Linked DNA regions of Homo sapiens: region 1 is linked to region 2. The links are chromatin loops, found by intact Hi-C in ENCODE. Cell type or tissue: psoas muscle. All regions are shown on one strand. Links, peaks and the distances in the headings refer to the core of each region. The heading gives the core; the rest is flanking DNA.

Region 1 (2,500 bases), core at 1-2,500, 210 kb before region 2:
CGTACGCATTATTACCTAAATGTTAATCCTTTAAAGAAACAAAACTATTGCCCTACTAACTTGTTCACAAGAATCTATTGCCAGTCTAGCTATACCACCCTTCAAACTGTATACAAACAGGTGTTTCCTTGTTTATGGCTTTCTAAACAGGATTTCAGGGACAGTTCCTCCCCTTGCAATTTGGGTTATAATTCTCATAGTCAAGACCAGTGCTGCCATTGGTTTTTTTATTGTTTTCCTTAAAGAAATGGGGCGTTGCTCTGTTGCCCAGACTGGAGTGCAGTGGTGGTGTAGTCATACTCACTGCAGCCTCAAACTCCTGGGCTCAAGCAATCTTTCCATGTCAGTTTCCCAAGTAGCTGGGACTATAGGTACATGTCACTGAGCCCAGCTAATTGGTTTTTTTTTTTTTTTATAGAGATGGGGGTCTCACTGTGTTGCCCAGGCTGGTCTCAAACTCCTCGTCTCAAGTAACCCGCCTGCATTGGCCTCCCAAAGTGCTGGGATTACAGACATGCGCCACCATGCCTGACCCAGTATCGTGGTTAGTTCTGAGTCTTGGGATAAAGTGCTAGCATTCTGGGCACAGGTTGCCATTGCTCTGGGCCTATCTAGGGACTATTTCATTAATTAACCAAAGAGAGCTCTTCTACCCTCAAATTGTTTAACAAGGCAACTGAGACTAAATAATCTGTATTTGCAAGTAATATAGGTTGTAGTTTAGTTATGATCCAGCCAAGAAGTGTATTCTTTCAACAGTACTTGTATCCCCTTTAAGTTAAGTTCTATGAGTTTTCTGTACACTAATCGGACCTAAGAAATTCCCCTTTCTCATGTCAGTCTGCCTTTGACTTTGGGTGCATCTCTGAAGGTTTTATGTAGAAATGATTCTTTTTAGGGAGTCTGCTCTCATTAAAAAAAAAAAAAAAAAGAAAACTACCTAATTTCTATCCAATAACAATATAATTTATAACATTCCCTTTAAAATTCTGTTCAATAATATATGACTCGTAGACTAAATTAAATGCAGTCCTTAGAAAACAATATACATAGCTCTCCCCATGGACACTGCCTATTTAAAATAGATGACACAAATCCATTCCCAGCTCTCTGGGCACTGCCATGGGTGTTCAGTCACCAAAAGCTGGCAAAGACCCAGGGCTTATCTAATTTTATCAAGTACTTAGTATAAACCATCTAGTTCTAAAAGAGCACACCAGCTGTTTAACTGAGTCTGACTCATCAGCAAGTTTAAGAACCACTGGCTTTCTGCAGAATCCTTATTTTTGTTTGTTGTTCAAGCTGTGAAAAAAGTAAGTAGTCAAATCAAAAATAGCAACTCTAGAATGGACTTAAGCTAGTCCCATGCTACTTCCAACCTGAAGGAAACTCAGAGCTAGGACTCCAAGGTCTTTCCTCTTTTAAGATTCTAAAATCCCTGTAGCAATATTTCCATTCTAAACAACCCTGACTTTCACTGTAGATAGCCTGCAAACTCATATTGAATATTATTTTCTCCAGATTTCTTCCCCAACATGCCAGTGAAAAGAATTAACATTTACTTAACATTATCAATAATCAACTAAGCTCCAACACTTTTTTGGGGGGGGGGATGTGGGAGGGGGAAGCAGGGAACAGTTTTCCTCTTGTTGCCCAGGCTGGAGTGCAGTGGTGCGATCTCGGCTCACTGCAACCTCCGCCTCCCGGGTTCAAGCAATCCTCCTGCCTCAGCCTCCCGAGTAGCTGGGATTACAGGCACTCACCACCACTCCCAGGTAATTGTCTGTATTTTTAGTAGGGACGATGTTTCACTGTGTTGGCCAGGCTGGTCTCAAACTCCTGACCTCAGGTGATCCACCCACCTCAGCCTCCCAAAGTGCTGGGATTACAGGCATGAGCCACCACACCCAGCTCGCTCCAACACTTCTAAGTGAAGTCTTTCCCCCTATAAATAGCTGTTTTTCTCCTTACACATCTACCCAAGAATAGAGGTTTCCCCCATCAGTGAAACTCTGACCATGGACCCAGAAATTATTTCACCGTGAGAATTCTGGGATGCCCCAGTTGTGGTTCTGTACCTAACCTTGTGCTCTAGGCTTTGGCTTCTCTAGTGACAAACAGGCATGGCCTGAGTGTGCTTCCTATGTGCCCATACTGCGTTTCCCTGGGTCAGGGTACTCGGTGTAGCTCTGTGAAGACTTCCATTTCTGTAGAGCTCAAGAAAGTGGACACCCTGAATTTCTCAGACCTTGGGTAAACTTGAATTCCACAGCTGACATGCCCAGAAATCCGGACTGGCTTTTCCCCTCCCACCTTGCCAGCAAAAGTTTCCTATATGCGTAAGTTCAACAAAGCTAAAAAGTAGTGTCTTTCTGGTGGCTCTACTTTGATTCTGGGCAAAGCAAACACTTGACATGACTTCCTTTAAAAGAAAGTCTATTACTTTAGCTTTCCCTAAATGCCACTGAAAAGTTGAATGTCTGAAGCTTCTCAATACTGT
Region 2 (8,216 bases), core at 2,856-5,355:
TTTCCAAATGATCAAACAGATGTTACAAAATCATGCATGCGTAAAAGATCCAAAGTGCACGATAGACCAATTGGTTTTAATGTAAACAAGTTTCAGATTCCACGATGCAACTCATAAGAAGCTACCACTCGTCAGGTTTTGGCACAGTATCAAAGAAGAATATCCACAATTATATGAAAAAGCTATTAAAAGTACTCCTTCTTTTTCCAACTATCTATGTGAGGCTGGATTTTCTTCACAAATCTAAACGAAAACAGGATATTATAACATGGAATGCAGAAGTAGAGAGGAGAATCAATTGTCTGCTAGTAAAACAAACATCAGAGTTTTGCAAATGTAAATTAAAGGGTTTTTTTGTTTGTTTGTTTTTGTTTTTTTTTGAGATGGAGTCTCGCTCTGTCACCCAGGCTGGAGTGCAGTGGTGCCATCTTGGCTCACTGCAACCTCCGCCTCCTGGGTTCAAGCAATTCTCCTACCTCAGCCTCCCGAGTACCTGGGATTACAAGCGCCTGCCACTACGCCAGGCTAATTTCTGTATTTTTAGTAGAGATGGGGTTTCACCATGGTGGCCAGGATGGTCTCGATCTCCTGACCTCATGATCCACCCGCCTTGGCCTCCCAAAGTGCTGGGATTACAGGTGTGAGCCACCACGAACGGCTAAATTAAAAATTTTTTGAAAGCAGTTATTTTTATTTTTTTAAATTTTGGTGGGTACATAGTAGGTGTATATATTTATGGGGCACATAAGATGTTTTCATACAGGCATGTAATACATAATAATCACATCATGGAGACTGGGGTATCCATCCCCTGAAAGTGTTTTTTTACAAAAATGTTACTTATGTTAACAAGTAATGGTTTTATTATTGATTTTAAACAAATTAAAAATACTTTGCTGGGCACGGTGGCTCATGCCTGTAATACCAGCACTTTGGGAGGCTGAGGCAGGCAGATCACCTGAGGTCAGGAGTTCAAGACCAGCCTGCCCAACATGGCGAAACACCATCTTTACTAAAAACACAAAAAATTAGGCAGACATGGTGGTGGGTGCCTGTAATCCCAGCTACTCGGGAGGCTGAGGTAGGAGAATTGCTTGAACCCAGGAGGCAGGGGTTGCAGTGAGCCAAGATCATGCCACTGCACTCCAGCCTGGGCGACAAGAGTGAAACTCCGTCTCAAAAAAACGAAAAACAAAAAACCTAAATTCTATTTTTTAATATTTAAATACTGATAGCTATACCTGCATAAACTAAAGCTCCTGGAGTCCTCAATACATTTTTAAGAGCATAAAGGGTCCTGAGACCAAAAATTATGCTCCAAAGTATGCACACTCTATAAAGTGCTTATAACTGTCGGATAAATGAAAATGACAATGTGTTCTTGGTGGTAGGGGAAGAACTGTAATGTGAAAACAAAAGGGAAATCTCTGACTTTTTCCAAGAAGAAAAAACATTATTGTAAAGATAGCCACATTCTGCAAAATAATGGTAGAAAACAGGAATAATGTATTTGCTTAGCATTTTTTCATCTATGACTTCACTGTATTTATTTTCTTTGATGAATATAAATACAGCAGAGTAGAAACACAATCAGAGGCTTACATTTATTGAGCTCCAATCTTCTGGATAATAACACTAGAACCATAGCTGCTGCTATACTTATCAGTGCTTGAGACCTGGTAACTCCTGACTTTTGCTTTGTTTTGAAACCAACATATTTATGGCAAAAATTATTTATCGAAGAAGCAGACTACATCAGTTCATTTTAAACAAGAACTGATTAAGACCACTTGTTTAGTTGCTTACTGTAAATGCAATTTTTTTCAAATTTTATTTAAGTTATCTTTCTTTAAAAGAACATATGCCTAATAAAAGTGGACTAGGTTCTTTTCACTAAGATGAACCTATAAAAAGACTTAATGTAAGGGTAGGAGTTAACCAAAGGTCCACAAGAAGGCTGCTGGGAAACTCTGAAATGACATATAGAAATTTCTCTTGAAAAAAAAAAAGAAATTTCTCTTGGATGAGGGTAACCAGCTTTGAAAAGATTTTCAAAAGAACTCACAACTCCTTCATCCCTAATAAGAGGTTAACAATTATAGCAGTAATTTAAACTTGTTATATATCAAATAAAAATTAATTATATATCTGACCTTCAATTCTAAACAATTGATCATTTATGTAAAATTGCATAAATGTAGGCCGGGTGCAGTGGCTCACGCCGGTAATCCCAGCACTTTGGAAGGCTGAGGCGGGCGGATTACAAGGTCAGGAGATTGAGACCATCCTGGCTAACACAGTGAAACCCCACCACTACTAAAAAATACAAAAAATTAGCCGGGCATGGTGGTGGGCGCCTGTAGTCCCAGCTACTCAGGAGGCTGAGGCAGGAGAATGGCGTGAACCCGGGAGGTGGAGCTTGCAGTGAGCCGAGATCGCGCCACTGCACTCCAGCCTGGGCGGCAGAGCGAGACTCAGTCTCAGAAAACAAAAACAAACAACAACAACAACAAAAACTGCATAAATGTTAATGAATATAAAAGTAAGGATTGTTGGACTCAGAAAACCATACCCTAAAATGAAAGCCTCAGAAACAAAAGTTTTTCTCTGACCTTCTGAATCTCAGTCCCATTCTCCCGAAGCTATCTTAGAAACTAGAATCCCTCTTCCCCAAAGTGGAACATGGAAACCTTTTCCCTCAAGCTGGCCGTAAAACCTAAAAATATCACTCCAATTTCCCACTATTTCTGTGTAAAAACTAGCCATAAAGAAATGATCTGACCTGTCTTGTTTGACTGCAGGTCATAAGACTCCCATTCCAGAGAGGGTCCTGCCCCAGACGCAGATGAAAAAAACACATGCTCAGAGAGGCTAAGAATCTAGACAGAGGGGCCTTGCTGGAGTTCCCCACTCAGTCTATTAGCATTAGACATGGCTGTTCACATAAACATAACCATAAAAAAGGACAATTTCCCCTGTATCTTTGGGTCTTCTTTCTAAAGGCTCCCATGTAACATAAAACCACATTCAAATACATTTATATGCCTTTTCTCCTTTTTTTTTTTCTTTTGGAGTCAGGGTCTCACTGTATCACCCAGAGCAGTGGCGTGATCTCAGCTCACTGCAGCCTCGATCTCCCGGGCTCAAACGATCCTCCTCCTCCCACCTCAGCCTCCTGAGTAACTGGGACTACAAGCATGCCCACTATGCTCGGCTGATTTTTTAAAATTTTGTAGAGATGGAGTTTCAGTATGTTGCCCAGGCTGGTCTTGAACTCCTGGGCTCAAGCGATCCACACACCTTGGCCTCCAAAAGTGCTAGGATTACAGGCATGAGCCACTGAGCCGGGCCCTTTTTGCCTATTAATCTGCCTCTTGTCGGTCATTTTCAACAAAACTTCAGAGGGCAAAGGGGAAGTTTTCCCTTGGCCCTGATAGTTTCAATGACCAATAATTAAAAGTGTTGCTTCTCATTAGCTACACATTGCCAACATAGGTACTATACACTATAAACTTCTTGACAATATGTAAATCAATAGCAATTAAATAATAAGATAAATATAAATGGTATCGGAGCTAATTAACTATACTGGAAGGAATGAACTTTAAATCATTCTAGACAAGGGAGTGGCTTCTATTTTTAAAGCTCTTCAGGGAAGAGGACACCAATGATCTATCTTTAGTCACCACTTGCATTAGGCATTTTTATAGCAAAAGGATCAGTCACACTTTAAACTGACCTGCTTGCACAGTCATTTGTTGCTTGGCACATCCTGCTGGTCAAGAGAAGAGCCCTTACCTAGGATAAATGTCACCGAAGATATGGCCCAAAAGCTGGACACGAGCCAGGTAGCCTAAGAGTGGGTATACAGTCATCATCTGGAACAGCAGGAATATCCTTGCAATGAAGGACAGGGTGTCACTGCTAGGGAAGTTGTCTAAAAAATTCTAATCCAAGAAAGATAATGAGGTCATGTTAAAAATCAAATTCAGTACACACATTCATAAAATGGAATGTCTTCTGCTTATTTTGAACACAGGTGCTACTCCGATTGTGGTTTGTGGACTAGTGCCCATCCACAACTACTTGTTAAGTATTTTTTCAATGAGGTAAGTATAGAAACCGAAAGTGTTCAGAAACTTTTACAGGAATCTGACATTGCCACAATTTTATTCTATTTTACAAAAGTATCAGCCTGCAATTTATTTAACATTAAAGCAACAGCAAAGACAATTTTGTCCTTCACCACAGATAGATCGAGAAAGCATTGCTTTATGTGGTTCAAGGAAAATACCAGTCCACTTTAAAGATGTAAAGAGCTAATTTAATTCAGTGTTATTTTACCCTCTCTGGCTCTGCTGCTTTCCTCCTCTGAAGCACTGTAAGCACTTTTGAAGTAAAGATGACAGAATAAGGTGAGAGTATGTCTATCACCTACTACATCATTGTTTAGTCTATCACTAAATTTAAAAGGATTTATCTCTACTTCCTTTCATGACCCTTTTCTCCATTTTGGTTTGGTATCTTAAAAAAAAGTTAATTACTTAGAATTTTTATCTTTTCTTTCAAATACAAATACCACAAATATTCCTATTCCCAAGGGAGTAGGCTTTGTATGAGTTTGTTCATATCAGGGAAATTGCCAGCAAACATTTGGCTGCCAAAGAACTTCTGGAGTCAAGGAAATCAAGAAAATAAGAACATTTCCAAGCTGCCATAATAGCAGTAATTCAAACTTATTTCTCTTATAAAGATGAGAACACTATTAACATTATTTTGCTGAAATAACCATTATAATTCAGCTGTAATAAATCACATTAGTATATTCCATTGTACTCTATAAGAGGAATTTCTTCTGACCAGAAAGTCACTTGTGAAATGTTGTTTTTTGTGAGAAACTCTTCAGTCACTTATAACTAAAGACTATACTATTGCTAAGTTTTTGATGGGTTAAATCAAAGAAAATATTAGTTATGGCAATCTTTTATTAAAATATTTTTTTCTTTTACTCTGTCTCTCTTTTTTTTTTTTTTTAACCCTCTGGTGACTCATAGGACATCTCTCTCTCTTTTTTTAACAGCCAAATACTCTTTTTTTGTTTTGCTGCCTGTCACTCAATATAAGAATGAGAGTCTGATTAATCATTAGAGTCTGATAAACAAAGACTCTAGTTTATCCAGGGCATTCCTGATACAGGCTTTTAAAAATAGGGAGTTCCTTCAATGTATTCTCTGTGGTTTTATAACTACATGAGAACTACTTGTACCAGTTCCCCACAAAAAGAGAAATATATGTACATAATAGTAGACATTTATTTGAGTACCACAAGGTGCCTGGCATGTAGTACATTATCTCAGAGTCCATCTAAAAATCAAATGGGGGTACTTATTATACTATTTAATGGAAAAGAAAAATAAAGCTCAGAAAGAAAAGGGAAGGTGCCTAAATTCCCATACTTGGAGTAGATAGCAGAGATGGTATTAAAACCCAGGCCTATCTGATGTTATATCTTGCCACTGTATCACCCTACCTACTATAAATACATGAAAGTGTACACAATCACACAGAGAGGGTACACGGTGCCTTACCTGCTCAATACAATCTTTGGATAATGGTGGTGAAGGAAATGAAGCAAAAACCAGGACTCCAATATAGAGATAAGTTAATGTCACCAGCATATAAGCAATGCACAAGTCCCTCACCTGTAAATACAGAACAAAAGTCCCATAATACTGAAGAACCTTGTAGTAAGTCTACCTTAATAGGCTAAGGAGACTAACAAATAAATATAAAATTTGTCTTTTTACCTTGTACATGTGTGTATATACTTCTAGATATTCAATTTGTTCACAGAAAGTAGTTAAAACAAAATCCACACACTTTACAATTAGTCTGGCAATTTTTTTTAAAAAAGTACTCTGAAGTATGTAGACTAAGCTACCTGTTGGCAGACTTAGAAGTTAACATAGTGGTTTAACATGACTGAAATTCTGACTTAATTTCAAAAGATAATTTAGTTGCCAAATTACAAAATATTTAACTACAATAATAAAGCTAAGGGACAACAAGAAAGTAAGCATAGCCACTTCAGTATGGTCTGCAACATTTTAAAAATTCGTCCTTTGGTAAATTAACTTATATTATTAAAACATGCCTAGACCACAGCAGAGCAGAACATACTAAAATATATTTAATAAAGAAAGAAAGCTAGTTAAAGAACAGACAACAAGCAGTATTAAAGACAAGCTTAATAAATCTAAACAGTAAACAAAAGGAAATCAAAAGGCAGCTGTTCAAACAGCTGCACAATGTTACTGGAATCAGCAAACAAATGCAGAACATTAAATAAAGCGGACTGCTTTCTTCTATTGCGGTTCCCACCCTCCCAACCTCCCATATCCATGCAAAGTAAAAAGCTCCAAGATATTTAATGTAGCCAGCTGTCAGATCCAAACAGAACAGATTCCCCAGCTCAAAAATCTGGTCTTCATCACCACTGAAGTTATGGCCAAACAATTCAGCACAATTAAATTATGGCAACAAGCCTATTCATTTTTCATTTTAAACAAAAATTACTCTGAAAGCTAAGGAAACAAATTAGAAAAAAATAAACTTAAAAACATTTGATAGCACAATAAAAAAACTGGACATTTGGTATTAGGGAACATTTCTGACTTTTTGGATTACTTTCTTCCTTAAATGGGCTAGCTAACGTAGTAGAGTTTTATAAACTTGAATGTTGACAAATTCAGTTAAAAAGCAAGTAACAAGTTATGAGAAATCTTAAGGTCAGGTCTAAATTGACAATCAGCTTGAAAGTAAGTTAAGGGTTTTAAACCCTAAATTAGATGGTGGATAAGCCCATGGAGCTAAAGGCTTATGCAGATTGGTTCCAGCCCTCTCAAAATGCGTCTAATTGCTTAGGAATGAGGAAGAGGATGACCGGGCACAGTTTCAAAATCATTCCTCTTTAGTTCATGAAGCTCTAGGTCTGACGGGAGGCCAGAGTTCAGTCACCCCTAGGGTTGCCTCATGATCTTGTGTGGGATGAACAGCAATGAACCAGGCCAAATCTACTTTTTTGTCAAAAGTAGTAGTTTCCCATTATGATGGCTGAAAGTCATTCTACACTCAACCTACTCAATGCCACTCAAGAACAGAGGTAGCCTTGTAAAAAAATCTTGGGAGGCAAAGCAGCTGGGCCTGAGACAGCTCTCTGTAAAGTGGGACAGCCACCATCCCATAGACAGTTTTCAGCTTATCTACTACCTGATCACCACGTTATTTTGGTCTGACATCTTGCAAAGAAGTGTACCATAGCATACCTAGGGGGAAATCTGATTAAGATGCAAAGGCTATGGTGCACAGCTTCCAACAAGACTTTTCCCTTCCGCTTCTCTGTTCTCACGGCACTATATACTTATCTCAAATTCAGCAACTATTCTACTGTATTGTGACAGTCATTAATTTTTATTATAAAAGTAAACCATGTGCATGATATAAAGAATTTCAAGTGGAAATAAAATGTCCCTTGACATCCCTAAAATAGCCAAGGTTAATAGTTCTTGCATCATGTTGGTATTTTTTCTTCAAATGTGTCTGTACCACAAGACTCTGGGATTCTGAGGAGAGAGACCACGTCTTTTTCTTCTTTGTATCCCCAATACCCAGGACCACGCCTGGTACATAGGAGGAACTTGGTAAATGTAGATAAAGAATAATAGCCACACTGGCTTTATTAAGTGCTTGTAGGTGCCAGGCTATATTGCTAAGCACATTACAAGTGTCATCTCATTTAATCCTCATTGCAACCTTATAATGTAGATACTGTCATTTTCTTCATTTTACAGATGTAAACTAAGTGCAGCAAGGTTACAAAACTCGTTTGTGGCTGCAAAGTGAGTATCTGGTGAAACCAATATTCAAATCAAGATCTTTTTAGTTCCAAATTGCAGGTCCTTAGCTACTATGATGGGGAGCTGACCAGTCTCCAGTGCAATTGTGTCATAGTTAATAAACAATAATAATAAAAAAAAAGAGAGGTAACAAGTTATGAGTAACAACTATACAACAGAACACATACAGGGATGCTTCCATTTTGAGATACTAAAATCAGAAAAGTTTTATTTCACAGTACTCCAACATACCTTAAGTAAAAGTGGCTCAGGAGCTGCATATGTGTTTTCATCTGAATACTCCAATGAACAGAAATTATG

The links. Hi-C counts contacts between places; a loop is a spot of excess contacts. Peaks named below come from ENCODE experiments on the same cell type or tissue, not always from the same donor. Only the 100,000 strongest peaks of a DNase experiment are listed, where the experiment ranks them.
Region 1: a loop joins it to region 2, with 1.8 times the contacts of the local background. A loop is called at or near these places in 2 of 110 quality-filtered maps.

Annotation. Positions count from the first base shown.
Region 1 is chr5:55,426,174-55,428,673 of GRCh38, forward strand. All of the region lies in intron 4 of PLPP1 (phospholipid phosphatase 1), which reads right to left. Among named protein-coding and RNA genes, the nearest start is that of MIR5687, 82 kb to the right of the region's middle. In psoas muscle, for the core only: no CTCF peak of the experiment used is centred there; a DNase peak (open chromatin) is centred at 1,138; H3K27ac peaks cover 2,500 bases.
Region 2 is chr5:55,629,956-55,638,171 of GRCh38, forward strand. SLC38A9 (solute carrier family 38 member 9) reads right to left here. Exons shown (of 16, transcript NM_173514.4): 13 at 5,589-5,702; 14 at 3,799-3,947. Among named protein-coding and RNA genes, the nearest start is that of SLC38A9, 78 kb to the right of the region's middle. In psoas muscle, for the core only: no CTCF peak of the experiment used is centred there; a DNase peak (open chromatin) is centred at 3,826; H3K4me3 peaks cover 1,543 bases; H3K27ac peaks cover 2,500 bases.